Linked DNA regions of Homo sapiens: region 2 is linked to region 1. The links are chromatin loops, found by intact Hi-C in ENCODE. Cell type or tissue: CD4-positive, alpha-beta T cell. All regions are shown on one strand.

Region 1 (2,500 bases):
CTGGGTAGAGGAGGGGCTGTTTTCAACCCAGGTTGAAACAGGTTCCTGCAAACTGGCCTGCCCTCCACCTACTCAACCTTTGGAGGCTCCAGGGGTCTCCTGGCTAGACTTCTATCCCCAGGAAAGTTACCACCCAGGGGTCTCCAGAGAACTCATTACTTCCTCTTCACAAGCACAGAGACCCTTTCCTCCTTTCCTGCCCCTTCCTTCCAGGACGCTGACCTTTATGGCGTCGTACACCAGAGCCTGCAGCAACAGCGTCTGCCCAGTTCCAGCAGGGGGCAGCAGGGCCCGGGTCAGAGCCGGCCGGGGGCCTGCCTGGGGCAGCTCACAGCCTGCCCAGGAACCAGCCCAGCTCAGCCCGCTTGGTTGAGCCCAGGAGATCTGCACGGGGGAAAGAAGGGGACAGTAAGGGGCACGACCAGGATTGGCTGGGAGAGGGAAGCCCGGGGGAGGGAATTGGGATGGGCCGCGGGGGAGCAGGGTCCAGACTGTCACCCGCTGCTCTCTCCCTCTCCAAGGCTCTGGGGAGGAGCATCGAAAGGGCTCAGAGTCAGCGGGGTAATCTGAGGATGAGTCCTCCTGCAGAGGAGCGGAACACCAGACGCTCTGCAAAGCCCGCGGTGTCCGAGCCAGGCGGGGAGAGGGTGAGGGAGGACGGGTCGGAGTTGGGTGGGATGTGCCGCCCCTGCCAGCATGAAAGGGACCAGCCCAGCGAAGGCCTCACCTTATCCTGGTCCCAGTCCCACTTGGCCACAGCCAAGCCGACTGGCCTCTTCTCCCCACACGGGGATGTCTGGGTCTCAGAGGTCTCCCCAGCTCCAGGGATGAGGAGGGAGCTGGGTGTTCTGGCTACCCTGGGTCACCTGCTGGGAGGCCCTTTCCTTCGTGAGAACCAAGCTGACCTATTCCGCCGGGATATGGAGGCCCATGTGCTTCCCTGACAGCCAACCATTCCGTGGAGGAGGGAGAGAGGCCCTAGCGTCCGCAGCCGGCTCCGAAGAGGAGGTAGAGCCATGCTCGCATAGCCACGCGTTGTGCTCTGTCGCCCCCTGGTGTCCTATTTAGAAAAGAGCCGCAATGTGGGGCTCTGACTTACCTTTCTTTTGGAGTGACTCCGGCCTTCAGAAACACCGCCACCCATAAGGCTGTGCACTTCAGCCCTGTCCTCCACGTCTGAGGGTGGCGGGGACCAGTCCTGGGGATGGGGGTGCACAAGGGACTCCAATTCATGGGCAGCTGGGGGGCTGGGGGGGCCAAGCCGAGCTCTGGAGTACAGCGCGGGATTCCCGGGGGTGGCGGTGGAGGACAGGCCTGGGAGGGATTCCCTGGAAGGGAAGACGGAAAACAAGGCATAGCGGTCAGAGTAAGGGGTCAGGCGGGGCTGGGATCTGGTCCAGCCTATGTCTCTGGGGAGGTTCCTGCCCATCTCTGGGATTTGCTTTCCTGGTCTGTGCAATGAGTAAGAAAAACTGCTATTGTTCAAAACAGCCTGATGCTGTAAACAGGGCTCTTCTTCCCTTGGCTGCAGGCATCTGGAGATTTGGGGCCCCTCTTTCCAAGATGCTGGCAGCTACAGAGGAAGTGGGAGTGAGGCAGTTCTGTTGGCCTTGCTGAGGAGGGTAGGCTGGGGCTCCCCTAAGTCCACTCCCCATTCTCAGGAGGACATCATCCCTGATTCCTTCATCCCAGAGTCCTGACTTTAACGGGGCTCCTGGGAGTGCCAAGGGCAAGTCATGGCCACTTTCCCTGATGGCCCATTCTGCAGCCCTTCCTGGAAGTCTCCCTTCCCTGAAGTCAGACTGGCTCCCCTGCTCACCTGTGGGGGCTGCGGCGCAGGCCAGCACACATGCAGGCCAGGAGGCAGAGGAGGCCCAGGCAGACACCCACGATGATGCCCGTGACTGAGTGCATGTCCAGCGAGTCTGGTGGGGGAGAGAGAGGCACAGAGCAGGTCAGGACAGAGGAAGGGCACAGGGCATAGATCAGGACTATCCATGGCTTTCTCAGGAGACACCAGCTGGACCCTCACCCTTCAGATGCTCACAATCTTCTGATACAAGGACAGGAGGGCCCTGAGCCTCACAGAAACTACTACTACCTCTCCCTCTGACTGTCCTCCCTAAAACACACCCAGAAGTTATGGTCTCTCTGCCTCAAACTGGCCTTTGGTGAAGCACGTGTTGCCTGCTCCCAGGGCTGTTGCATGGGTGTGCAACATGTGCAGGTGCGCAGACCCCATGCTTGGATGGACCCCACGCTTGAGTTCATGCTCTGCTGTCACCACCTTAAAATTCTAATTTTTTTTCTTTTGAGACAGGGTCTTGCTCTGTCACCCAGGCCGGAGTGCAGTGGCATGAACACGGCTCGCTGTAGCATCAACCTCCTGGGCTCAAGTGATCCTCCCACCTCAGCCTCCCAAGCAGCTGTGACCACAGGCATGAGCTACCACACCCAGATAATTTTTAAATTTTTTGTGGAGACAGGGTCTCACCATGTT
Region 2 (2,500 bases), 350 kb before region 1:
CAGAGAAGATGAGGACTCCAGCCCCGAATGGCAAGGAGTTTTACATAATAAATTAAGACACCCAGAAAGCACATACAAGGGGATTGGAACCCAGATAATGCTAATTCAGTTGGTGCTCCTGTTTTCAGAAATTTATCTTTCTTGATGAATAGAGTGTGTGCGGATGCTGAATCAATGAAATTACTCCAGGTTCTGAGTCTGGGTGACAAGACAATAGCAGTGTCATTGACGTAGGGAAATAACCCACTTGGTGGTCAACATGACATTTCACCCTTGAATGCTTTGAAACTGAAGTGATGAGACAAGCAAATGGAGACGTTTAGTAGAAAACTGGAATGCAGGAGTGGCCTCCATGACTAGGGGCTGGGAGAGCTGATCTGGGAATGGGAAGAGGCAACAAGCATTTCCACTTCCTGTTCCCGTCATCTCACCCCACTCCATGACTATATGGGTATTTCTGCAGGGTGAGGATAACTACCACAGAACAGAACTCCAGTTAGTAAGGTGGCCAACGCCTAAGTCCACAAGAACCCCTGCTTGTGGCCTAGGAGGCAATGCCACATTTGACCAGGGGAAGGACTGCCACACATAGGTGTCAGCCCAGTGCCAGGGGCAGGAACTGACCTCAGGGGCACAGTCCAGTGAAGCCTTTTGAGATGCAGTTCCTAGCGAGCCACTCCATGTACTGCCATCGCCTGCCTGTGGTTGTATCAGATGCCCGCAAGGAGGTGCTGCCCACCAGCCTGTCCCGTCACTGAGCGTGACGGATAGTCCGTTTGCTCCAGTACCTCTGACAGAATCTGCCCTCTGTGTTGTTACTGCCCTGTGTGGTCCAGTAGATGTCACTCCCTAACCTGTCCAGCCTCTCTGTAAATCAGGGCCGGGGATGAAAGGCCACACACAGCAGTGTGGGTCCACAGGACTCTCCTTGATAAGGAGAGAGACTGGAGAGGTTAAGGGACATCTAAGGGGTATCAGGAACCCCAGGAAGCGAAGCCAGATATACCACAGGTAGGAGAAGCAGCCTAACAATATGGACGTTTCCTCATTGCTGCTGAGGGGCATCCTAGAAAACCAAGAGAATATTTCAAAGTACACTTAAAGAGATCAAATATTAAAAACTTTAGTTCCCAGCCCTTTACCCCCAGCAAAAATGCTAGACAGTGTTAACAAAGCTGTATGTTGTTAACAGGAGGAAAGACTAGTTAGTAAAATAGCTACAGCTGTGGCCAGTTCTTGTTCTTGGACACCTATGTTTATATCGGAAAACACTTTTTGATGCTGTTCTCTGAAATCAGGCTCCACATATGGAGTGATAAAACAGAAATCCTTTTTTAAACAAAACCGCCTTTGCTACTTCCTAGACAGCCACTAGATAGCACCACAGCCTTGCTTCCTCACCCTTTACCCTCACGTGGGACTCAAAGAAGAGCGATTGCATGCAATTGATTAGCTCCATAGTTTCTAATCAGCTGCTCACTAGCATGCTTCCTTTATTTACCAGGTTCAGAATATGGGAAAGAGAGGCTGAAGCTACCCCAAGGAAGTTTTGTATAGATTGTTATTGTGAATATATATCATGTATCCTGTGTGGGGTGGTAGCATATTTCTGTTTGTATGTAAGGGCTATCAATAAATACACTTCTAAGAAAATTTTTCCTAGAAGTGTAATAATTTGGTTGGTTGGAGATGCTTGTGGTATCCTCTTTACATTTTACAATATAGATTATCATTCTCTGGAGATTTGCCAAAACCTTCAGGTCTATAATACATCCCTCTGTGGGGGATAATGATCATCTCAGTCCTTATGTAACAGTTATAGAAAGGCTCATTTGCTTATATCCTGCTCTCCTGTGGGAATCCTACTTGCCTCCAATCTGATGTAGCTGACTCTGTAATAAATTAAACCAGAGCTACCCAGTCTTATCATTAACAGGTGCTTTCTGCTTGCTCCTCACACTTGGCCTAAAGGCCCTTGTATATAAGTCAGAGATCTTGGCTTCTGGAAGAAATATCAAAATAAAATTTACAGCCTTGGGGGTAGGGGCTGAAGGGGCTGTACCAGGCACTTTTTTTTTTTTTTTTTTTTTTTTTGAGACAGAGTCTTGCTCTGTCACCCAGGGTAAAGTGCCGGGACGTGATCTCGGTTCACTGCAGCCTCGACCTCCCAGGCTCAGGTGATCCGCCCGCCTCAGCCTTCCAACTATAGGCACGCGCCACCATGCCCAGCTAATTTTTTTTTGTAGAGACAGGGTTTTGCCATGTTGCCGAGGCTGGTCTCGAGCTCCTGGGCTCAAGCAATCCTCCTGCTTTGGCCTCCCAAAATGCTGGGATTACAGGCTGCACCACTGCGCCCGGCCAAAATGCACATCCTCTTTACAGGGGAAATTCCCTACTGTAGATAGCTTTGCTTGAATGAGCTCAACTACAGTGCGAATGCTGGGGCTTATTGTGTTGACTGTACGGTCACCACGGTTGCCGCATCCCGAGGACATGGTCA

Evidence for each region. Peaks named below come from ENCODE experiments on the same cell type or tissue, not always from the same donor. Only the 100,000 strongest peaks of a DNase experiment are listed, where the experiment ranks them.
Region 2: a loop joins it to region 1, with 14 times the contacts of the local background. A loop is called at or near these places in 13 of 110 quality-filtered maps.

What each region holds. Positions count from the first base shown.
Region 1 is chr15:65,384,732-65,387,231 of GRCh38, forward strand. IGDCC4 (immunoglobulin superfamily DCC subclass member 4) reads right to left here. Exons shown (of 20, transcript NM_020962.3): 17 at 1,820-1,925; 18 at 1,100-1,328; 19 at 223-384. Among named protein-coding and RNA genes, the nearest start is that of IGDCC3, 8.0 kb to the left of the region's middle. RefSeq lists enhancers at 37-648, 523-572, 583-632, 653-772. In CD4-positive, alpha-beta T cell, CTCF peaks have their summits at 243 (motif pointing right), 508, 1,022 (motif pointing left) and 1,237; DNase peaks (open chromatin) are centred at 280, 580 and 1,030; H3K4me3 peaks cover 1,092 bases; H3K27ac peaks cover 510 bases.
Region 2 is chr15:65,032,492-65,034,991 of GRCh38, forward strand. No RefSeq gene overlaps it. Among named protein-coding and RNA genes, the nearest start is that of MTFMT, 4.1 kb to the left of the region's middle. RefSeq lists an enhancer at 835-914. In CD4-positive, alpha-beta T cell, CTCF peaks have their summits at 1,291 and 1,491; DNase peaks (open chromatin) are centred at 740 and 1,390; H3K27me3 peaks cover 571 bases.